Linked DNA regions of Mus musculus: all the other regions are linked to region 1. A link is a loop called in an ENCODE intact Hi-C map of the cell type or tissue named here. Cell type or tissue: heart. All regions are shown on one strand.

Region 1 (5,000 bases):
AACAGAAGATCCACTGGAAAGTCCTTATTCCCCTTGGCAACACAGCTATCATGGGATCGTAAATCATTTTAACCAGTAGGCATAGTCAACAGATAACTAGATCCAACACCCAGGGGCAGTGAAAGGAAAGCATTAGGGTTACTAAGATCAGAGGTTCAAATGCCAACACTCCACAGGCTGTGCCAATCTCTGCAAGTCCTCTGCCTCTCTGCTCAGGTTTCTGCATTTGACAAGCGAGAGCAGTGAGAGCCACCTCACTGGCTTCATCGTGAAATGAACACTTTGTGTTTGCTTTCCTGTTAGTTTCCCCAGTGTGTTGTAACAAAGAACTATAAATTAGTGTCTCAAAACAGCTAGATCATTTTCCTTCATCTTTCCGGAATCTATGGTTCCAAAAATCAATATATGATCAATCTATGTTCCCCCTGAAACTTCACTTCCAGCTTCCAGCTTCTGATGGTCCCAGACCTCCTCAGCTCACAACTGTGATGGCCACTGACTGCGCCCATTTTCATCCTCTCTCCACGTCCTCTTCTCATCTCAAAAGAACCAGACAATGGAATCAGGACTCACCCTAATCCAGAATGTTCTCCTGGATACATGTGTAAAGTTCTGGAAAAGATCGGAGTCTCAGTTTCCCTATGGATACAGATTTGGTGAGCACTACCGATACTCAATGGCTGGTCGAAAGGACACATGACGGGGACAGCGTCAGCCTTCAAGAAATAAGAGAGCATCTTCCTGTTTTTGTTATTTTTGCCACTGCAGATGCTGTTGGTGTCTTTTTAGGGAGTACGGGATGTAGCAGTGGTTCAAATGAAAATGTCCTCTGTAATAATTGCAGGTATGAATACTCAGTCCCCGGTTGGTGAAAGTGTTTGGAGAGGTGTGGTTTTGCTTCAGGAAGTATGTCACTGGGGGTGGACTTTGAAAGTAAGAGCCTCCTGCAGTTTCTGGTTTCTCTCCCTTTGTGCTTATGGCTGCAGTTTGGTCTTCAAACTCTGGCTGTGCCTGCTGCTTGTTACCATGGCTCTACTTTTTTTTTGGTTTTTTCGAGACAGGGTTTCTCTGTGTAGCCCTGGCTATCCTGGAACTCACTTTGTAGACGTAGACCAGGCTGGCCTCGAACTCAGAAATCTGCCTGCCTCTACCTCCCAAGTGCTGGGATTAAAGGTGTGCGTCATGACGCCCGACTCAACAGGAACTCTTATCTCTCTGGAACTGTAAGCCAAAACAAGTTCTTTCCCTTAAGTTGCCTGGACTATGGTACTTTAGCACAGCAGAAAAAAACAGGTTTACTTAGGGGTGGAAAAAGCAAGGCTGGGGAGCAGTGGGGATAGAGGCAGTTGGAAGATCCAGCTGGGAAGATGGTTCAGCGACCAAGAATGAGAAAGTGTTAGGTAACATTCCTCCAGTGGACTTGTTTGGTTCCTGTAGTCTCCATGACAACACTCAGGGATAAAGTATCAGGAAAATGGACAATGTACCTAGCCCCAGGCTGGGTCTGCCCAATTAGTGTGGCTTCCCTTACTTGGGAGAAAGGAAACAAGAAGATGGGAGGGGGGTGTTTAAGAACACTTTTCCCCCTCCTATTAAACATATTTCAGAATATTTCTTAAGGGAGGAAGAAGAGGAGACTAGATTCTAGAAGTGACGCTTCGAGGGAACGCAGGGCTTCTTGCCGAAAAGGAAGTAATTGTCGACGGGGATCCCTGAGCCCTGGCAATAAATCAAGCGGAACAAAGATGTGAAAGCAGCTGGAAGAGCGGGTGCCTCTTCCTTCCCTAGGCAGGGATGGCAGGCATCCTAGACACTGAAGCTTTTGTTAGTAATGTGATCTGAATACGCCAAAATCTCACCCTGAGGTTAAAGTGTACTCTGCCAGGCGTCGCTGCAAACAGTTTCATACAGATATGGCACACATCTTTGGAAAAGATGGAAGGATAAGAGTAAAGTCACAGCTACTGAGTACAAAAAAGAAAAAAAAAATCTTTTGATCCTCTTTTTTCTAGAGACTGTTCTGGTAGCCTTGTCACTGGATGCTCTTGGTACTGGTTTTAAATTATGGACCTATTGACAGAGTGGTGAAGTCTGTAGATTTCTCATCATTAAAAAAAATGCTTTAAAGTAAATACACTTAAAACTAAATAAAACCGTCTATAACAACTCAAAGCAAGCCAGTGGTATCAAAAGGTAGGTATTAAAATGTCAAAACAAAACCAACAGATATGTGATATGGTTCTATGTGTACTTCTATATTAATGTGCTAAATAACAAGAGCTAGCAGCAGGTTCCACAGTTACTGCAGTTTTAAAGCAATGAAGAGTGTGAGCAGTGTTTCTAGCTGTCCCGAGTGGGAGCTGCAAATTATCTTTGACTTGCGTTCACAATTGAATCAAAACTCTCCATTTCAGCTGGAGATGGATAAAAACCAACACGGGGTTTGCCCCCATTCCAGTTCTCGGAATTCTATCTGCCAAGATTTGTGCCCCGTCCCAATTTAAAGGCTACACCATGTAAACCTCACAGGCACCCAGTTTTTGGTGGGGTTCTGCCAGACAGAGGAGTACCGACCATTATGTTAGCAAAGGCTGCCGCCTGCTGGCCAAAACATTCAGACTGTTCACTTAATTGGCTGTGTTAGAAAACAATGGGGCAAGCTATTAATTCACTGACTCGCATCTAGAAATGGAGCAGGAGGCTACTTGTCAACCCAGCCCCATGGCATCCAATCAGTGCAGATTTAAAAGCCCCCTTTGGCTTAGCTGGCAAGTGCTGATGGCTGGTACTGTTGGTCATTAGCAATGTGGGACAAGACGCCAGCATGGCAGGCTGTTTCTAGGGAGATTGCTCTGCTCAATTCTGATCTGTGAAAGTACAGATCGCTTAAAGGTTAGATTTCCCAGTGGGCTTGTCTGACCAAGGTGTTCAGGATCTACTTTCAGTGCTAAGGGCATGGGGCTATATGGAGAGGAAGGAAAAGGAATTCAGAGCGACCCGTGTGCCAGAAACCAGCTAAGTACTTTCACGTATGCGGCTGCATTTAATTTCTAAGAGAATCCTGTTACTGTTATGATGAGGACTGAAAACAGTCACTAAGGCTTAGAAAGGAAAGTTGGCACCATCACTCGGAACGCATGCACCGCTTGGGAGCTCGCTTGCTTCCCAGTCTCTGCTCTAGTGGGTAGGTAGGCAAAGATTCTCACAGCAGTGCCTACTCCTGTTTGCCCAGTGTTCTGCAGCCTAGATTTTACCAATGGCACAAACCCAGACAAGTTTGTAAATCATTCCATGCCCCCATTCCCCTGTCTGTAAAATGAAGATAATGATAACCCCTCTTTAAGGTGGAAGTCTTGTTGGAAATATTGAGTGTGAGTCCCTAGGGCACTGTAGGCAATAGATAAATGACAACTACTATTAGTATAAGACAATTTTGCTTCATAGTGTTGGGAAAAGTATAACCTCTATGTCACACAAAGGAACACACGAAGAGTAATTCAGCAAAGTAATTTCTTTTTTCTTCTTTCTTTCTTTTAAATGGTGTGCCAGAATTCCAACACAGCTAACCAACACATTCAGCCAGAATATTCTGGCTTCTGTCTTTTATCCCTGACATAGGTGGTGACTGTGTCTCGTCACATTGGTGGGCCCTGGGCTTCACTGAAGGGACTCTAGCCAGCTCTAGAATGTAGGGCATGGCTCTGGCAGGTCTTACCCTTCTCCCCCATTCCCTCTGCCTTGCTAAAAAAATAAAATAAAATAAAATAAAAATAAATTACATTCCTAAAGCTAGCCATCAAGGTTCGTTCTTTTGGCCACTTACTTCTGAGGCTGACTACCAAGGTCCAGCTATCAAAGTATTATAGTTCAGCAATCAGAGCCCTCTTTGGCTCACCTAATTAACATGTCCAATTAAAATTAACCACATCCTCCTAACTTGGGGTTCCCTCTTTACCTTTGTAATCTGCCATTTGTCCCCTCTTTAGCTAGAGGCGGACTTTTGTTCCCCTTGGACAAATGCCCCTCCCCTCGTGTTCCTTTCTCCTTTCTCCCTTGTCCCCTTCCTCTTCTTCCTCTACCTCCTGTCTTTGTCCCTTACCCCTGCCCTCTGTCCCTCCTTTGTTCTGAGAACTTGATCTTGGATGTTCTGGGCAGATACTTTTCCTTTCACGTGACAGTCAGGAACGATTGGTCAGTTGCTGTAAGGAGGAAGGAGATGGGGTTGAGGAAATGGGGGCTTTTGTTGGGGCTGACAAGCTTTGATAAATTAAGTGTTTCTCACATTAACAGTTACAACAGCAGCTAAGTGTTCAGATGAGTACTTAACATTTAGCACTGTCTGGACGTTTTGGTTGTCTCTATAGAGGTGTCTAATGGTCAAAGGCTAGAAAACTATTAAATATTCTACACTGCACAGGACAGCTCTTCCAGAAACCATCAGAAAAGAATTATGTATTGGGGGCTGGAGAGATGGCTCAGAGGTTAATGGCTGCTTTTCCAGAGGTCCTGGGTTCAATTCTCAGCAAACACATGGTGGCTCACAGCCATCTGTAATGAAACCTAATGTCCTCTTCTGGCCTGCAGGAATACATGCAGGCAGATGTTTTATACATAATAAGTAAGTAAGTAAATAAATAAATAAATAAATAAATAAATCTTAAAATAAAAAGAATTATGTATTCTCAAATGTCAGTAGTCTAACATTTAGCTAACCCTGTCCTGAATGGAGCTCAGTCAAGCAGAATGTATACAGTGGGGTGCTAGAGAGAAACTCTAATGCGTACAGGGCAGACAAGGATTGAGAGATAACAAGGACTGACAGGTGGACATTCTTGTACATATTAGGGTTGAGAGAGGGGCTGGTATTGCTTTTACTTAGGTGTCCAGGAAGGTCTTCTCAGAAGTGGTGGAGTTCACAAAGTGACTGCCCTTGCTGGCTTGGACAAAGGACACAACGAGGCAGCATAGTTCCAGTCAATGAGCCCAATAGGGACCTAATT
Region 2 (5,000 bases), 83 kb before region 1:
CTCCCTATATGTAATTCAGGGAGACTATATCAAGAGCAGATCCTGGGTTTTGTCTTCGGACTTTTCTACAGCTCCTAGGATGACTGTGCTTCTGCATCCTTGGTGTGCTAATATGGTAAATGTGTTGGGTAGCTATCAAATGTGAAATCAACTGTATTTGTTACTTCTCCCATTGCTGTGATAAAATGCCTGGCAGAAATAATGTGGAGGAGGCGGGTTTCCTAATGTTTTCCATTCACTACCTCAGCTACAACCATTTTTTTAATACTAATATTTGTTTTCATCTGCTGTTGGTCTTCTGGTTGGCTAGTGAGGAGGCTGAAATCATTGATTAGAAACTGTCTTTGTTTTCCTTAATATTGATTATTTAGCATTGTATATATTTCATTCTAAGTACTGCTCGAATTCTATCCCCCCAATTTTTTTGTTTTGTTTTCTGAGACAGGGTTTCTCTGTGTAGCCCTGGCTGTCCTGGAACTCAGAAATCTGCCTGCCTCTGCCTCCCAACGTGCTGGGATTAAAGGCGTGCACAACCACTACCCGGCTTATCCCCCAAATTTTAATATGCCATGTTTCCATTTTTATTCCATTCAAAATGCATTCTGAGTTCATTTTTTGATTGCTTCTTGGTCCCATGCGTTTTTTAGAAGTGTGCTACTTAGTGTCTCAATAGAAGGAGATTTTCCTGTCCTGAGTTCTTTCTCTTATTGATCTCAGATATAATTCTAGTATAATCAGAGAATGTGTTTTGTATGATTCAAATCTTTTAAGACCTACTTAGCCTTTTTACAGCTCAGAATTCCTATGTAAATAAATATTCTGTGTGCATTTCAAAAGAATGTGCACTTTGATGCTGATGGTAAAGAGCTCTGTAAATGTCAATTAGGTTATATGTCTTTTTCAAGCTCTTTAAACCCTTACAGAAATTTTCAGTAGTAATTGATACAAAAGTATCAATTACCATTAGAAGACTTTGCATTTCCCATGTAATCGGGAAGGATCTCATTCCCTCTGCAGTTCTACCAGCTTTTTGCTTTATATATTTGGAAGCTTCATGATTAAGCACATAAACATTTAGGATTATTAAAGCATCTTGAATTGATTCCTTCAGCATTATGAAATAACCTTTACTTTCCACAGCAATAGTTTTGCTCTGAAATCGACTCAATTTGTTGTTAGGTTTATCACTCCAGCTGTCTTTGGGACACCATGAGCCCAGGATATCTCCCACACACTTCTGACCTACTTATATCTTTATAAAATATGTCTGTCACAGGTGGCAAATATTTGAATCTTGCTTTTTAATCCAATAGGAAAATCTCTGCCTTCTTACTGGAGTGTTTAATAGTTATCAATGGCTACATAATGAATTACTCTAACTGTGGCATGCTTATAGTAAACACTTATCATCTCATAGTTCCTGTGGGTCAGGAAGGCAGATCCTGCTCTGGCAGGGCCTCTGGCTCAGAGCTCTAATGTGAAGAGAAATTAATAGTTCATCTTATGTAAAGAAGAATGGCAATCCATCATTTTGTTTTATATTCTATGCAGGTTTATTTGTTAATTTGGCATTCTATCCTCTATTATATGCAATCTTTTTCACAGTCCTCACTTCTGACTCATTTCTGACCCCATGCAATCATTTCTGTTTTTGAAAATTATAGGCGTCGTCTGCCAGAGAGTTGAGTATCTCCTAAATGTGCTGAAATCTGCTCTGCTGAACTCAGCCATCCACTATTGCAGCTGAAATGGCAGCTCTCGCTGGGGCTCCCCTGAGGAGCTGGTGTGCAACATGAGACCTTAACTCATGCATGTGTTGAATATTTGAATTGTGTGGGATGTTCTGCTCTGTTGGCAGGGAGAAAATCATGTTCATCATTCAAAGATACCAATTGTCTCAGTAACTCCCAGAGTGTAGAGCCCAGAGCAGCACTGATAAAGGCTGATGGCAGCAGCGTGGTCCTTGCCCGGGACCAGTCTTTGCATGGTTTGGCCCAACAATCCTGTTGGGCCATACTGTGTTCTCTCATAAGTCACTGCATTCTCTCCTAAGTATCCTTTCCTTTTCCTTAAATATCACATCTTGTTTCCAATACTTTTATAGTATGAATTCCTTGATTTTTAAATCCCCGCTACCCATTCCTGTTTACCAACCAAGATAAACAGTGTATTGCAAAAGCAGTAGAACCTCATGAACGGAAGGAGCAGCAATCAAGGGATGTGAGAGAACAAGATCTATCTGGCTCCTAACAGGAGCTTGCCTCATCAGGGTCCCAGCTCTGGGATGGGTCAATGCCAACCATCCTCAACATTGGTCTAGCCAGCTCATGAGCGGGCCAGAGGAGGGCAGCACATCCCTAAGGGTGGCCCCACAAAAGTAAGAGAAATGGTTCATTAAAAGGACATTGGGTGTCATTGTCTAAAAGAAAATGGTAGGGTAGGGAACAGATTCTGGGTAGGAAGGTAAAACAAAACAAAACAAAACAACCAAGCAAATGTTTAGATGCATAGACACAGCATTTAAAAAGAATTATATGTAAGCCTTAGTAGCTATTCTTCTGTTTCCAATTATGAAACTCAGAAACAGATCCACTTTTTCATCCTGGTTCAAAAAAATCTGCTGAATGACGTTTTAAAGAGCAAACCACCTATGGCTTAGGAATAACCAAGTCAGGCGTGGTGGCACATGCCTTTAATCCCAGCACTCGGGAGGCAGAGGCAGGCAGATTTCTGAGTTCAAGGCCAGCCTGGTCTACAAAGTGAGTTTCAGGACAGCCAGGGCTATACAGAGAAATCCTGTCTTGGAAAAACCAAAGGAAAAAAAAAAAAAAAAAGAAAAAAAAAAAGCAGAAAGCAGGAGGCACCTGGGAGGTCTCCTACTCCAGGAAAATACAAGGAATGACCAAGTCAGTGCCACAGATGTGTAGGTCCGTGCAAATCTTGTCTACCATGCCTGCTTTGCAAGAGTGTGGAACACTCTGACGAAACACGGAAACCCAAATGGGAGCCCACAGGAAAGCATCTCCTTTGCTGTTTTCAGCTGCAGGCAGGTTAGCAGAAATTAAAATTTTCAGTAGCTTACCCAAGGCTACTGAGGGACCATTAGGTTTTCAAGGATTCCATAAATTTTCTGAAAGCACTTTGGTTCCATTTGGAAGGGGGAGGGAGGGAACCCAGCATGGGAATATTTTGATCACAGTTGCAGAGTGTGAAGCCTTATTTAACACTCAAAGGTCATTGCGCTGGTTTATTGGAGGGAATTTCGCTTTAGGTTGGGAAGTTACAGGAGACAGGGAACTGCCATTGAGGTGGGTCTGTATTGTTGGAGGTCTGCTCTTCAGGCTGTCTAGTCTCCCTCATATTGTTTGTTCTGTACTAAAGAGTTTTGGAATGAAACCACATGACAGCTGTTTCCCTCTGAATCTTCTCTGGAAATAAGATATATATCTCATGTGGCTTTCCCAGAAAAAAAAAAAAAAGGATTTGAAATAAATAAATACCCCATCTGTTACCATCCGTCAGTGTTCCCTAATCTCTGCTGATTTCTCTGTGCTGGGCTCTCACACTGTGTGAAACTCAGTGGCAGGCAGCTGAGGTGTGGTGGCGCCCCTGGCAGCTCTCCTCTGACACAGTAGTCTCTCCAAATTGTGTTAGTCGAATGTTATGGTAACACATCTCTTCTGTGTACTGCTTTGAGCAAAGTTATGAAAGCTGCCGTTTAAGGGACATTGCCAGTCCATATCCTGCACGAATGATTTCAGGAGGAAGTGACATTTAGGTTGACTTGTAGGGACAAGTAGGGTTTGTTGTGGAAAGACGGGGCAGCAGGGATGGAAAGGAGAGACCACTGTAGGGAGTTCCAGCTTACACTGAGGGCTACAGAGAGTGATCGCTTCTGCAGTGTCCTATGATGCGCATGTGTGGGCTGGGGCAGGGTATGAACATGTGGGTGAATCTACGTGAAGGTGTGTGGGTGTGAGAGAGAGAGAGAGGGGGGGGAGGGGGAGGGGGAGGGAGAGGGGGAGGGAGGGGGAGAGGGAGAGGGAGAGAGAGAGAGAGAGAGAGAGAGAGAGAGAGAGAGAGAGAGAGAGAGAGAACATGTATTTGGGGGTGGGTCTTGGATGAGACGCCTAGCAAACAATGAAGCTAGACTGGATCTTGTCTGGATCCTTGATGGATATGGGTGCTTTCACTTCTTTGCAAATAGAACACTTTTCATTCACAACCTCTGCTCTCCACTGGACCACAGATGTGAAACTGGCTTCAAATGTTGACTTTTTTTTTGAACGTAAGACTTTAAAAAGAATAGCCTTGTTCAAGATCAGGCCGGACTCCTCACTCAGGGTGGACCCGGAAGCTTGAGTCTACACTACTCAAGGTCGTGACTGGGTGGTGTTTTCCTTCCTGACAGCGTGCTCCAGATCCCAGTCTCACACCCCTGAATGCTTTCCTTGCTTAACTGACTGCATTATAGAACCAGGATGGGTGGATTCCTACTTATTTTGATTTATTGAATTTTTTAATATTTTACATGTAGCGTGCTTGCCCTTAATTTACAAAGAATATGTATGGGATGATTAAATCTATCCATCTTTAAATAACAAAGCACACAGTAAATTAGGTTGTCCTTGACTTATACAGCATCCTTGATTAAAATTTGGGCAAGTCAGTGGTCCTCAGGAACATGAAGGTATCTCTATGATTGCTGGTGGCACTGCTAGAGATTGCACGATAAACAATGTGGATGCAAAACTATCTGTAGCATTTTTTTTTTCCTGAGGAGAGAGGGCAAAGCTCAGAGAGCACCCTGGGTGTTCCAGGGCCCCTGGCTCCACTGAGGTCCCTGTCTTTGTTTTCTCCTTTGGCTCCTCACATAGTTCTAATTTATGCTGGCTTGCTACTTTTTTTCCCCCCATGTATCCTTGTAAAGCTCCTTAAATCCTTGATGATACAAGGGAGGTTTTTAATTTTCAAAAAGAAATAGTATGAAAAAAAGCATA
Region 3 (5,000 bases), 64 kb before region 1:
TTTAATAATGGAGCCACTCCCTGGCCCCATAAATGACTTTTGACCCATCATTGCTGGTGTTTTCCTATAGGGCTTCTCTGGCTGTCACCTGTCTGCCGATGCTAGTGCACCTTTGAAGCCACTGACACCCTTCCTGTAAGATTTCATGCTTATGCTTCTCAGGTATGAAATGATGCAGCAGTAAGGTTTGCATTTGGCAGCCAGAGACGTTCTTTCTCCACAGTTGAATTGTTCACTGGCTGAATAAACAAAACAAAACAAAACAAAACAAAACAAAAAAACAAAAGCACCTTAGTTTTATCATGCTGTAGGAATGATATTATGTATAGAAATAAACACCCAAAGATGGTATGTCACAACTGATAAAATACAGAATTTTCCCTGCCAGTTTCTCTACTTTCTCATATGAATAAAATGATATGTGTCAATCAATATCTCTAGTTGAAAGGAGAGAGAAAGTTAGACACTTTCCTACAGAATATAAGTATTGATTTTTAACAGTGTCCACCACGACCTAACACGGACTTGTTATCCACTTACCAAACATCTATTGAAAGTCTGGTCTATGGATATATTTTAGGTAAGGCTTGGAATATAAAGGAGTAAGTCTCAGACACAAAACAAAGCAATAGACCCAGCCCTGGGGAAAGCAAATACTGAAGCCAGTAACTGAAGGGACATAGGCATTGTGTGGTTGCTATCCTGTAACATGAAGGGGTTTTCTGTGGGTTCTGCTTGACTGTGAGGCAGAAATATTATATATTAGTGCTTCGGGCCTGCAAAGAAGGATAAAACATTGCCAACACAGGGGAAATTTCTCAAAGAAAAGGCTATGTTTTCCAATATTTTTTTCCAATTTTACTTTAAACCTTCAGCCTTGTTCCTTGCACTGAAAGATTAAAATCACTCTCCTCACTCTCCTCTCTCTCTCCCTCTCCCACCCTCCCTCTCTTTCCCCCTTCTCCCCTCTCCCTGGAGTTGCTTATTTTTAAGTTATTTATTTTATCTGTCTTCCTCCTAGGAACTATTTGCTCATACACTTAGAGAAACTTCGTATGTAATATAGATGACAATCTATAATAATTAAACATTTTTGCAAACATTCTCCAATAAATTTGTTAGTAGCAGCTTGCATATTCTGACAGTTTTAAGTATTTTCTTAGCCAAAATGTCAGTGTTTTCCTTGTTTCTGAGTAGATTGGTTTTTGAAAGCTTATTCCAGCCTAAGATTATATTCTGAAACCTTCTGAGGGTTTTTTTCTGAAACTTTCTTTCTTTTTTTTTTTTTTTTTTTGTCAGTTAGATGTAGAGTCCAAATTTGGTTTGGAATATGGCATGATGTTAGTACAGTGTTCTCTGCCCCTTCCCATCACGTATGCATTTGAATTTAAAGGTAGCCTCAGATTTTCTTTTGGCACTGATAAATGGGTATTAACTCAGATGATTGCAGGCAGCTAATGAAGAAAGGATGGTATCACTGATGCAATCAAACTTTCCTTTTCTTTTTAGATGTTGGACTTACTTTCAAATAACTTTAGAAAATTGTAACAATTTTTGGCTCTCAGGAAGAAGCAGAGGATATAGGTCTCTGCTCAGAAATGGAAGAACTTAGAGATAGGACAAATCTCCTACCAAGTCAGTTCCTCTCTCACACACACACATACCTTCTCTCTCTCTTTTCTTACCTATTTTTATTAGTGTATGTTTTCCCTCAACTGAAAATATATTCTTCATCGACTCCATTCCCCATCTGATCAAAAGCAACTGGTATATGGCATTTGTGCTGGCTAGTTTTAAGCCATAAGGTAGAGTTATCTGAAAATAAGACATCTCTGTAAGATCCTGCTATAGGCATTTTCTTCATTGGTGACTCATGTGGGAGAGCACAGCCCGTTGTGGGTGGGACTGCCCCTGGTGGTCCTGGGTTCCATAAGAAAGGAGGCTGAACAAACTATGAGGAGCAAGCCTGTAAGCAGCACCCCTCCACGGCCTCTGCATCAGCTTCTGCCTTCAGCTTCCCATTCTGTTTTGAGTTCTGGCCCTGGATTTTTCAATGATAGACTACAAACTGGAAGTGTAAACCAAATAAACATTTTCCTCTCCAACTTGCCTTTTGGTTATTTTGGTCATGGTGTTTCATCAAAGCAGCAAAAGTCTAAGAGCACTGTAGACTCACTTCCTCTCAGTTTAACAATGAGAGAAGCCGGTGTGCCCCTAACCACATCTGTTATCAGTAAATCTCAGCAAAGGGCCTAATTTACTGCCTAATAGTTTCTGGTTAGTCCTTTACCAGACAATGAGCCACTCACTCCTGCACCCATCTTTGTGACAGGGGGATCTAGCCTTGACCGAGAAGACTAGGTCTTATTCTCAGCTTGACCATGTTTCAGGAAGTGACAGCAGATGAAATCTGACTAGGGTTGTGAGTGCCAAAACAATCATTGAGACAGTCTCTCCAATCTGTGATTTGCTACAATCAATAGTCATAAAAGCAACACAAGCATTTACATTTCCCTATTGACTAGATTAGATTTTTTAGACATAAAATGTTCTTCCTCATTTTTTATTATCTTATACTTGCATTAAATTAATTTTCCTAACCTCAGTACATAATAATTGATTCAAAGCCAGGGTTTATAACATATGATTTAAAACAAGTTGTCAAACTTCTTGTTGACAATTTTTCATAGTAAAACGAGGTCTTTGACTTTATGATCTTGAAAACTACCCAAAAGACAATCTAAGACCAGAGAAACAGGAGGCAAGGCTCTAATTTGCGAAAATGAATGCTTAGTGGGCAAATAGGCAAACTGTGTCCATAGGGTCATAACCCTCTGCCCTGAGCATCCTCCTGATTCTACCCATGTTGCCTAAGGAAATGGTAAACCCTGGGACCAGTGCCCTCTGTGTATGACAATCCAGCTCAAGTTAACTTAATGGACTAAAAAGGAAGCTGATACCAATTCCAGCACCTGCAGGGTGGATAAACTGCACTTACACAATGGCTAAAGGAACCAGGTTCTCAGAAGCTCTAACAGGGAACCTGAAGCTACTGTGGTCTGTGTCCCTTTCCCTCATTGCTGTTTCTTCTTCTCTTTGTCTCTGAGACCTCATTATCTCATGGCAAGAAGTGCAGCTTCCAGAAACTCCCAGTTAGCAGTCATAACCAAAGATCATACTTTCATCTGGAAGTCCTGACTGTTTTTATATATATTAATATAATATATTAATACATTGTGTAATGTATTATATATAACATAATATATCATAGCCAACATTATATGTATATGTGTATATATATATATATGTGTGTGTGTGTATGTGTATAACTCATCAAGATTAGTTCAGGGAATCAAGTCAGTGGTCATCAGAGATTGATAGCGCATGTTCAGCATCACTCATGACTCCCGCTTCAAGCTTTAACCAGAATCATATCATCAGGTTCTCTGCTGTCAGAAACCTGCTCATAGGACACATACCGATGTTTGTAATGTTATATTCAAATATTCTGGAGGCACCCCACAATTAACAAGTTCATCGTGTTCCTGCCATGGCTTTGAGTGATAGTGTTGCTCATACATCTGTCCTCTTGATGTCTATTTCTACCGTGGGAGTCATAGGCACATGGTTGATTCCTCCATGGTGCCTGCTTAAGTGATTTTTGGAAACTCTGCAATGATCCAAATTCATTATTTCAACTCATTTGATTCTCGTTTTGATTACATCTCCATGATAATGTCAGTAAAGCGCCTGGTGAGAGTTAGCTGGCACATACTAGCTCACTTGCAGTTTGTGTCTTCCTTCCACCTGCCAGTGAAATGACCGTGGACAAGGGACAGGGCCTGTCTTAGTCAGGGTTTCTATTCCTGCACAAACATCATGACCAAGAAGCAAGTTGGGGAGGAAAGGGTTTATTCAGCTTACATTTCCACATTGCTGTTCATCACTGAAAGAAGTCAGGACTGGAACTCAAGCAGGTCAGGGAGCAGGAGCAGGAGCTGATACAGAGGCCATGGAGGGATGTTCTTTACTGGCTTGCTTCCCCTGGCTTGCTCAGCCTGCTCTCTTATAGAACCAAGACTACCACCCACAAGGGGCCTTTCCCCCTTGATCATCAATTGAGAAAATGCCTGACAGTTGGATCTCATGGAGGCATTTCCTCAACTGAAGCTCCTTTCTCTGTGATAACTCCAGCTGTGTCAAGTTGACATAAAACTAGCCAGTACAGGGCCTAACTCCCAACCTACACACATAAGGAGTGGTAGCTTAGAGTCCTTCAAAATTGAGTATCAGCAAATTCTATGGCCAATTAAGACCACAAATAAATAAGACCCTTGCACTGAATTTGACCATTGCTGAGCAACTTCCAGTGCTGGTGTGAGCTAAGAACAGAAGACTTAGGCTTGAATCCACCACAGCCTTAATCATTTTATATCGGAGGCAAAAAACCAACAGCTGTTTTATAGTGTTGACCTACAGAATGCATAATAAGGCAAGGAGGACACTTAACAGAGGCTAAGCACCTAATGGGAACCCCACGCCTCAGAGCCAGGATTGCTAACCACAACTTGCATCCATAACTTAGTCAATACAGAATTCCAATCATTCATTCTCTTACATAGGCACTCAGTTATTCATTCAATACATGTGACTCTGACCATCCAATATTTGCCTGAATATGCAAATAAAAATCAGCAGACCTTTGGCCAAGGGAATTCAATGGGTTTTTTTCCCCCTAGTTTACCTCCCTGGCTTCCCCCAATAGGCCTCATTTGCTAGAAGGGAGATCATTTTGGAACAGTTTACATTATGTTATCTTTCAAAGTAACAAGCTCCTGGCTTTAATTAATCTCAGCCTCTGCTTTTTGCAAGGGAGGAAGAGTCCGTGAGCGCATGCCCCTGTATTTCCAGAACTGATGTGTTTAGTCACTTGTGTGTGAAACTGCCAAAGGCAGGCTGGGTTACTGTCCTGGGGAACATCTGCACAATGTTTATCATCT
Region 4 (5,000 bases), 720 kb before region 1:
CGATGATCTGTGTCCTGGTAGCATCCTCTGTCTCTGTGACAAAGTGTCTGCACAAAACATCGTAGGGGAGAAAGGGCTAACAGTGCAAAGGGCATCATAATGGGGAAGCTAGATGGCATGAGGCTGGAATTGTTGCTCTCGTGGTGTAGACAGGCAACAGAGAGCAATGCTTACCTGCTGGGCTAAGTTTCCTCCCTCTTCAGTACAGAACCCAAGCCAAGGGAATGACGTGGCCCTCCACTAGGGTGGGTCATTCCATCCCAACTAACCTGACCAAGACAGTCACTCCCAGGCATGCCCAGCTGCAGACTACGCTAGACAATCCCTTACAGATCTTCCTAAAGCGTGTCTCTTCCTGATTACAGAGCCTATCAGGTTGACAATTATGTAAATACCTAACACAACCAGATCAAAGGACAAATCAAGTAGCGGTGGGTTTACTGACAGTTCTGGCTTTCTTGAAGTGTGCCATTTGCTTACTATCTTCCTGATGTGTGTGCTTCTAGGTCTTTCCACAACAGACTGAAACCTCAGCACTGGGTTAATAGTATAAACAGTGAGCTCCCGTCGCCCCACGTCTCTATGGCTAGTGTCTGGGAAACTGTCACCTGTACTTAGAAGGGAACTCAGTCACTTACCTGTTGAGGCAACATTGAGGATGCAATTGCCTATGCCCAAAATAGGGTTGAGGTCAGAGGTCGGCAGTCTACTGATAATATGACCACCTAAGGACTAAAGGAAAGATTTGTAAGCATCCCCAGGCTTTTGTTGTGAGCGCTGAAGTCCGCTGAGCCTAGTGTTTCTTTTCAGGATAATTCAGCAATTAGAATAAAACATGCCAGCAGGGCTCCAGGTTTTCTTGCAAAATCTGAAATGTTTACAGCAACGGCTTATCCTTTTAATTATTTACAAAAAAACCCCAAAACAACAACAATAGCAACACCCCCCCCCAAAAAAAAATAGGAACACAGTGAACGCCACCTCTATTAGGAACACAGCAAACGCCACCTCTATTAGGAAGGTGCTTGTTGAGATTTATGGATGCGGACATTGTTCCAGTTATGCACATGAGGCTTGCACGGCAGCAGACAAAAACATGGTTAAAGGAAGCCACACAAATTGCGTCTAAGTATTGGTGGGAGGTGGGACTATGAGTGTGGGGCCAGAGACGTCCCTGCACACCAACCTGGTCATTTAAGTGGCTTACTCCACAGGGATCTAGAAGTGGGCAACCTCTCATTCAGCCGTGTGGAAACCACAAATGGATACAGCCAGAAACAGAAAGAGTGATGAATGCTATCTTCCCTCCTTAAAGAGTCCCCACCCAGAGGAGGGTTGCAGAGAACCTACGGCCACATTCCTGATCTGCTGCCCAGCCAGGGTCTTCAGCTGCTTCAGGAGAGCACAGTATATCTGCGTCTTCTCCTTAGGGAGTCTGGAGACCACGTCAGACAAGACGTTCTTCACCTGGGTCAGGCTGAGGCCTGCGCCCAGTGTCAGCCCTGAGAGTGAGAGCGCTTTGTTAATGTTCTGGAAGCCGGGGAGTGAGGGGGAAAGTGAGGAACGACGTCAAGAGTTGATTATGATGCTGTCTTTCCCACTCAGGAGGTTCCACATGCTCACTAGATCACCTTATAAATATGAAGAAGAGAGAGCAAAAATACTACATGATCCCTGAAAGGCACCCGAACACACCAGGACAGCCAGCGCTCACTCCCTCGTGAGGGCTGAGGGCTGTCTGCTGTCCTCTGCCCAGTCTGTGACTTAGCATCAGGCGCTGTTTTCTGCCCCTGGTGTTCTGTTCACGAAGCCGCCACCTTCTCCATCTGCTGCTTCCCACCTACCTGCTCTGGGATCTGCCTTCCCAAGTTGTAGTTTCATCAGGCTGCCCTGTTAACCTGCTCCCTAACACATCATGTGCCTCTCTTGTACAGCCCTGGTCATAGCCGTGATCTTCCATGTAGCTTGTGTGACGTCTCCCCTCAGCAGCAGATGGTAAGTGCCAGTGCGGCAGTATGAAGACCTGCTTTCAGACCACTGTATCTCTGATGACTTGCACAACACGTCTTTCCTTGGTTCATACCAAACCCTTCCCATTTCAAAGTTGAACTTGGATTCCATTCCCTTGTCCACAGGTGCCCTCACATTTATTTATTTTTCCTTCCATTTTCATGTGCATGTGAGTGTGCTTGTTTGTATCTGTGCTGGCACATGTGTGCACATATAAGATTTTAGGATCGTCTTCTATCAGTTTTCCTCCTTATTTATTGAGGCAGAGTCTCTCAGTCAAACCCAGAGCTTGCTTATATGGATAATCCTGATAACCAGTTTGCTCTCGGGATCTTCTGTTGCTGCCTTCCAAAGTTAGAATTAAAGGCAGGCCATTCATACACCCACTCATGTTTCTGGAAGTCCAAACACTGGTCCTCAGGTTTGTGTGGACCACAAGTGCTTTTGACCACTGAGCCATCTTCCCAGCCTTGCCTTTCTCATTTATTACTTACTAGTAAACACGCATCTGTCCTTGTGTGACTAGTATTCTATCGTTCTCTAGTTGGAGGACTACCTTAAAAGACACTATGAATAAATTTCGACCTGCCTCATCCACTGTGTAGCTGTTTCTGAGCATCTGCTGTGCTCGTCATCCTAGGGCAGAGAATATAGACAAGGTCTCCTCTTAAGTCAGCATCCGGTAGGGAAGGAGAAAACCGGGCAAGCAATAAATGGTGTGATTTCAGCTCTGCTAAGTGCTAGGAAGATGCATGTGCAAGCTCTTCCTGGTGAGGTTTCTGGTCCTTGTGTATCACCAGCCCACCAGCAGCCACGCTTAGAAAATCTTGTCGGGAAACCAGAAATGTTCAGCTAGTACTTCTCTGCTTTGTATGTGACACCCTGTCTTGGACTTCCTATAGAGAAACTTTTAATTTATAACTGCTTACCTTTCCCAGAACACAAATGTTTTAGGTTCTGATTTATCAGTGTACGCTCAGCAGAGGGAGCTCGTGATGTAATTTTTGGTACGTTAAGCAAAAGGGCTGTGGAGACAAGAATCTGCAGTAAGCAGGCTCTTGTCTCACAGGGCTTGCTTGCCTCCCTCCCTGGAGAAAGGCAGGGTTGCTTCAGTTGGTGTTAATGGGTGTGGTGGATGATTCGCCTCCCGGCAGAATTCCTTTTGGTCAGGTTTTGATATGTTTATCCAGTCAGTTAACCTAGAATAAACAGCCCAGCTCACAAGTCCAAAGATTCATCTAGAGAGATGAGATCTGTTTACTTGTCCGCCTCTCTACCCCGCGTGGCTTTTCATCTCACACTGTGAACTCAGGCTGCCAACCTATTTGGCCTGCCTTCCTTTGGCTGTGATTTATCATTGAACAAATAGTGATCTAGGCCACTGGAAACTATAGATCAGGGATCTATTTACAGCCCAGTGGATGTTGAAAGAACGCTTACTGCACGAGGATCCATTTGTTGGCAAGATGAAGACTGTCTGACTTGAGTGCTCAGAGACAGGGCTGTGACATGACTCAGCAGCATTGAAACCAGGGCTGAGGATGGCAACCATGACAAACCTAGTATGTGCGCCTGTGTATTGTTTCCAGGTTCTCAGTTACCCCAAGATGAGGCTTGCCAGGATCGTGCCGGTCAGGTAGGAGGTTCCCCAGCACAGCGCATGCTCTTCTGCACAAGCTGCTCCAACAGGATGACAAGTGTGTGTGTGTGTGTGTGTGTGTGTGTGAGAGAGAGAGAGAGAGAGAGAGACAGACAGACAGACAGACAGACAGACAGACAGACAGGGACAGAGACATTCTACAGCTCAGACTGTCCTGGAATTCACTATAGAATAGCCTAGGCTGGCCTCCAATTCACAGAAACCCTCCAATTTCAATCTCTCAGATGCTGAGATAACAGATATGAGCTACTAAGTCTGGTTCAAAAGGCACCATTTAAAAATATCCTTCCCATAGCCGGGCGTGGTGGTGCACGCCTTTAATCCCAGCACTCGGGAGGCAGAGGCAGGCAGATTTCTGAGTTCGAGGCCAGCCTGGTCTACAAAGTGAGTTCCAGGACAGCCAGGGCTATACAGAGAAACCCTGTCTCGAAAAACAAAAACAAAAACAAAACAAAACAAAACAAAAAAAACCAAAAAAAAAAAAAAAAGAAAAAATATCCTTCCCTTTATTAAATGTATCCGTTAATAGGAAAAACACAACATGTTGAGAAGAACATGGACACATACAACTCTCAATCTGATGCTAGTAATTTTGTATCTGGTTTTCCACTAACAAATTTCTATTTACCTTTGTATTATTCCTTCCTTAAAAAGAAAAGTCCAAGATTCTTTTTAATTGAAGCTTGAAAAGCACTGAAAGTGTCGCAATCCTAAACTTAGCACCATTTTGAAGGCTCCTGTTAGCTGTGGAGGAAGACTCTGCAGAAGATAAAATATGACTAACAGCACCCACAGCATCACATCATCTGAAGGCTTCCTCTCATATCTGCTGCTTGTGTGATTAATGCTGAGGGAAGAAACCGTGTCTTTCTTGGGAGACCGTATCAGCCAGCTCACAGCCCTGTACCTGGCTCATGGGAGAAACTCGATAACTTGAAAAGGAACTGAAAAATGAATGTTGGGACATGGCTTTATTCTCCTTGCACTTTTCATGGACTAGCATTTACCTAAAGCATTGAGTACGATCTCGTGCAGGAGGGCCATTGAGCTTCTCCTTGTTGGAGAGCTGTGGGCATTCCCTGAAATCAGTTCTGTGGCCCTGGAGAAAGAACTGAGGGTGTCTACCAGATGGAGTCTAGGGTAGCCATTTTCTCAGCTGCCAGAGTGAAGACAACAGGGAAGGTACTCTTCAAGGAGTGGGGACCTTAGACATAGCAGGATGAGAGTCTGAGCAAATCAATAAAAATTATTCGAGGCCTAGTTCTCTGCGGAAAAAGTTGAATCTCAAGACAGGATGTGCAAAGTTTTTCAGGATTTCCTAAACTCAGGA
Region 5 (5,000 bases), 420 kb before region 1:
GAAAAATACCTCTTACCTCTTTCGTTTGGCAAATGCTATGCCCCCAAAGTTGGCATGAGGGAGACAGCAAATGTACTAGCTGGCAAATCAGACTTCCACTTTTTTCTGGCTTACTCCTGCCCTTGAATGGTTCCAGGAAACAATTATTCTCTGGTTGTCTCTAACAATGAACAGGGAAGCTGGGCAGGGATTTTCTGATTATAGCCATGGAAAGTGAAACCTTCATCGGCACTATGCCTGCAAGACATCTACAGAGAGGGCACTCAGCAGACACCAGTTTGGTTGTCTTATCTAGATGGAAGTTCTGGCATTACGTAAACATCTCCGGTTACCTAGCTTTTTTGGGTGTGTGACTGTGTACATATGGGCGGGTCACTAAGACATACACATACAGAGCTACGCAGGAAGTGAATGGTGACACCTGCTTTGGTGTCATTTGATAGGAAAAGCCTGTGAGCCAGAGCTACGCCAGCTGGCTTTTCTCGACACATCTACTTTTACCATTATAGACCTGTGAAACCTGGTGGAAGAAGTTTGGTTTTGTTTTGGCATTTGGGCTTTAAAGTTTAGATTTGATATGTAGCATTTTCTGAAGCTGAAGAGTTATAATCCGTAGGGGAGCCAGGGAGAGATCCCAGTGAACAGATGTTCCTAAGTTCTAAGAAAGTGGCACCAGTGCTGATGGTAAGATATGTTCACAAGATAAGGCTCGTGCATGACACCAACACACACACGCACACACACACACACACTCCTGCTTGGCAATTTCTCTGCTCACTGACCTCACAGTACAATCCAACAGAGGCTCTTCTTAAGTACTAATGCCAGTAGGATTCTGTTTTTCCATGAAAGGCAATACTGGCTACAAATGTGGATTGGGGCTATGTAGGCTTCTCAGATGTGAAGACAGGAATAATGGTAGGAGCTGGTCCTCACCCCGGCCCTGTGTGAAGGGCTTCCCCTGCAGGGTCTTCTTTCTGTGTAGATTCTAGTGTCCCTTCCAAACCACATCTTTCTGTTGGCTGGTATACACTAGAAGGTTGGGAAATTGCCCAGATCTCCAATTATAGAAACTAATTGAAGGGCTTCAAGCTAAACAGATCAAAATTTTACTTTGCCTTTAAAAATTATGAGTTAAGTCGCTAGCTACGAAGTTGGGTTCTACTGATCAGGATAGCCGCTGGGGGCACCATGGGCTGGTGAGGGAGAACTTCGGCTTCACGCTCACACACACACACACACACACACACACACACACACACAGACACACAGACACACACACACAGACACACATACACACACACACACAGAGACACACATACACACACACACAGACACACACACACATATACACACACACACAGACACATACACACACACAGACACACACACACAGACACACAGACACACACAGACACACACATACACACACACACATACACACACACACAGACACATACACACACACAGACACACACACACAGACACACAGACACACACAGACACACACATACACACACACACATACACACACACACACACACACAGACACACAGACACACACACATACACACACACACACACACACAAGTGTTTGCGCCTTTCAGTTGGTGCTGTCCTGCCTGGTGCTCAGAAGCACACTTGGCCTCTGCAATGCTTCGTGCACCATGGGAGCAGACTCATTCCTGTCTCCTGTGAGGATGAACTGTGTTGTGGCCTCAGCCTTTGAGACTCTGTTTCCTGCTATGAACTGCATCTGACCAGTCAGTCTCTTTAATCTCAGCCTTGTTTACTCTCGATAGTAAAGGAACATGCCCTCCAAGAGACCCATTTTTACCAGCCTGCCTATGACAAAGGCCAGCATCCAACCATGGGAACCGACAGCCCCACAAGCTGCAGACAGAAGCCTTCAGTGTTGAATTGGTCCTTTGGTGAGTCTTTAGAGACAAAAGGTCTTCCCAATTCCTCTAATCCTTGCTTGGTTATGACACCTGGTAGTGTATTATGGATCAATGTGATGCATGATTCATTCCTTAACATTTGTTGATCACAAGAGCTTCAAGTCTACAAGGCAGAGAGAACTCTGAATTCTTCAAAGAAAAAACTCTCACTTGGTTTCTAATTTTTATTAGCACTTGAAGCTATTCTTGGAACAAACAGTGTTACTGGGGCCTAACTGTAGGCTTGTACCGCATATGGCACTGGTCAATGGTGAGCTACATACAGGTTGGCATATGACACACATGTGATCTGTGGAAGAGGCTGCACAATATAGACATGTGTACATGTACTCCATGATGCTTGTACAACAATGAAGTTGCCTAATGATTTTTCCTCAGCATTGGTGTTCTGAGACATAACAACTGTACTCTAGTCTACGAAACCGTGTTCCCGGCCAGTCTATCAGCCAGCACAAAGACGCCCCAAAATCTAAATGCTGTTATTCACGTAGCGTTTCAAAAGCTTAGTTAATGTTTTAAGATTTTTTTTCTTAAAATTATAACTTGGATAGCTATAATACCATTTTAAATATGTTTTATCATATATTTTAGTATATACCCTAGACAAAAATAAAGACCACGAAAGTTGTAAAATACTTATTAGGCAAAGACATCAGTCACAAAGGAAAGAATTCACCACTTTAATATATCATCTCCACACTCCTCCAGAGTAAAATTAATAAAACATAAATATGGTTAACACGGACCACTTCAGGCATGAAGTTCTATCAAACTGAAGTACCCGCTGAGTGATGCCCTTACTTAGCATGCCTTAATGCCATTCTGAAACCTGCGAGCTTCCAAACAAAAGGAAACATTTTTATGAGAAATAAAGCCGAGTAGTAGGAATCCTGACAAATATATTTACCTTAGCATTTCTAATTGGCATAATTCAATGAAGTTTCCTGGGTATGTCAGTGTGATCAACTGCCTACTCCCAAGTTCACATATTTGTGTTTCTCCTGCAGTCATGGAAACAGGAAAACTTCCAAGAGTGTCCTGAGATGCCTGGCTGATTAGCATTTGCCCTGGCTCTCTGTGGAGGCCCTGATGGGACTTGGTTTCACTTTTGTTTCTCTGGAACCCAGGATGGCTCTCCGGTTTAGTTTCTTGTTCTCAGGTTGTTCACACTGTCTGAAGTGGCCTCGGAGAACCAGAGGTAGCCAGGAGAGAAACTTAAGAAAATGATCTTAATGACTGCTACTGAGGCACAATTTGTAAAAAAACAAAAACAAAAACAAAAAAACATAACAATCAGACTGTTTATCTGGGGATATTGCTAGAGTAATAAGTTATCATTGTGAGTGGACAGTAAGTGTCCTAACTTCATGATGGGACAGGTTAGAGACCCTTCAGGTGTCTTGCCTAATGACCAGAAACTCCTCAACTGAGGTATTTGGAAAAGAGAGGTTTGGGTGGTCCAGAGGAGCTGAGGTTGTGATTGAAAAACAACTGCTCTCCAGCTCGATGTCCCATATAGCTGCTCTGGAATGTGCTAGAAATATAAAATAGTTCCAGGAATTTACAGACTTAACACAAAAAGAATATAAACTGTCTCATTCATATTTTTATATTGCCTGTATGTTAAAATAATAAAATAGATAAGTTAAGCAAAGCATAGTACCCAATTTTTAAATCCATTCCTTTTATTTATATATTTCCTTTAGCATGTCTACTACAAAATTCAAAATCGTGTCTGTGGGCATGCATATGTTCTACTGCAAAGTACTGTACCAGAGCAGTGGTTCTTGGGGATGGGGGTTCCCCAAGGAATGTCCTCACCACTGAGGACTTGTTAGAAATGCAAATAGTCTGCCACATGACAGACTGGGTGACTCAGGAGCTGGGCTGAGGGAGAAGGAAGGTGGCAATCAGGGTTTCAGCCAGGCTCATGGTCAGAGACCCCACAGAAGCCTGGATGGATAAACAGGGTTATTTCCTACGAACTGAAGCGTGGTGCTTTTGCTAAGGTTATCAATATCATTTAGCACACTTACAGAGAGCTCGTAATGTGTCAGGACTCTGCTACATCTAGACCCAACTCATTTGGTTTTTGGGTTATTTTTTTTAAATTTTTATTTATCCCTCTTAACTTCGAGGTAGAAACTAGAACTCGTTTCATTCTATACTTGTGAGCACTGAGCACAAAGAGACTAAGTCAAAAACCTGCAAAAAGTTAAGAGGACCGAGACTCAAACCGAGCCCTGCTGCCTCAGCTCACAGTAACTGTCAGAGTTCGGGGACTCTGAACTATCGTACCAACAGTCTTGAAGGTCCCACTTTTTGCCAAAAGAATGTCCACCGGTCTTCCTGAATAGGAACATCTTAAGAGACATCTGCAGTTTTTCTTAGTTCAGGGCATGCTATTACCTTTGAAAGACTGACTCATTTCATCTTCCACCTGACATCCATCATCCCAGAGCGACATGCAGTAGGAGTAGATAGGAAAGGAGCCAGGCTTGGGCAGGGGAGCTGAGGAAGCCGCACTTGTCTGTAAAGGATGCCTTTCATCCTGACAGGGCCTCATGTAGGCCTGGCATGTGAGCCTCAGGTCTCTGAGTGCGGAGAAAAGGTGGATGTATTCAATGACCTTTACAGTCCTTTGTAGCTCCTGGGCACTGCAAGTCAGAAAAGGCACCCGGAGTTGATGGGGACTCTTAGAGTGGCGGGAAGCTGACCATTCACCTGCAGAAAGGGCACGGGCTTGATGTAGCAGGCTACTTCTCTATGTAGATCACCTTCCAACTAGTTCAGAGACTCACTGTCCAGTCTTCCATGCACAGTGGGGTGCTTGCATGCCAACCGAGGAGGAAAATACTTATTCTTTTGTGAAGTGGAGAGTTGATCTGCATTTACTACCAGGAAGGGTTCCTCTTGCCTGAACTTCCCTCTGGTGCTCTGGGCCAGTGTCACCTCTCTGCACTTATTAATTATTGAGGTCTCAGATTTACAATCTCATGGGTTCTTTTTTTTTTAAGTTCTCATGCTTTTAAGGTTGCG

What was found. Hi-C counts contacts between places; a loop is a spot of excess contacts. Peaks named below come from ENCODE experiments on the same cell type or tissue, not always from the same donor. Only the 100,000 strongest peaks of a DNase experiment are listed, where the experiment ranks them.
Region 2: it touches region 1 in a loop (2.4-fold over the local background); 3 of 42 quality-filtered maps call a loop at or near these places.
Region 3: it touches region 1 in a loop (2.4-fold over the local background); 2 of 42 quality-filtered maps call a loop at or near these places.
Region 4: it touches region 1 in a loop (4-fold over the local background); 15 of 42 quality-filtered maps call a loop at or near these places.
Region 5: it touches region 1 in a loop (3-fold over the local background); 2 of 42 quality-filtered maps call a loop at or near these places.

The regions. Positions count from the first base shown.
Region 1 is chr1:57,426,703-57,431,702 of GRCm38, reverse strand. No RefSeq gene overlaps it. Among named protein-coding and RNA genes, the nearest start is that of Gm22371, 6.8 kb to the right of the region's middle. In heart, a CTCF peak has its summit at 2,597 (motif pointing left); DNase peaks (open chromatin) are centred at 1,742 and 2,592; H3K27ac peaks cover 583 bases.
Region 2 is chr1:57,509,459-57,514,458 of GRCm38, reverse strand. No RefSeq gene overlaps it. Among named protein-coding and RNA genes, the nearest start is that of Gm22371, 90 kb to the right of the region's middle. In heart, no CTCF peak of the experiment used is centred here; no DNase peak of the experiment used is centred here.
Region 3 is chr1:57,490,204-57,495,203 of GRCm38, reverse strand. No RefSeq gene overlaps it. Among named protein-coding and RNA genes, the nearest start is that of Gm22371, 70 kb to the right of the region's middle. In heart, no CTCF peak of the experiment used is centred here; no DNase peak of the experiment used is centred here.
Region 4 is chr1:58,142,926-58,147,925 of GRCm38, reverse strand. Aox3 (aldehyde oxidase 3) reads right to left here. Exons shown (of 35, transcript NM_023617.2): 11 at 1,351-1,502; 12 at 639-732. Among named protein-coding and RNA genes, the nearest start is that of Gm39643, 5.1 kb to the right of the region's middle. In heart, a CTCF peak has its summit at 2,969 (motif pointing right); no DNase peak of the experiment used is centred here.
Region 5 is chr1:57,848,117-57,853,116 of GRCm38, reverse strand. All of the region lies in intron 3 of Spats2l (spermatogenesis associated, serine-rich 2-like), which reads right to left. Among named protein-coding and RNA genes, the nearest start is that of Spats2l, 76 kb to the right of the region's middle. In heart, no CTCF peak of the experiment used is centred here; DNase peaks (open chromatin) are centred at 56 and 3,016.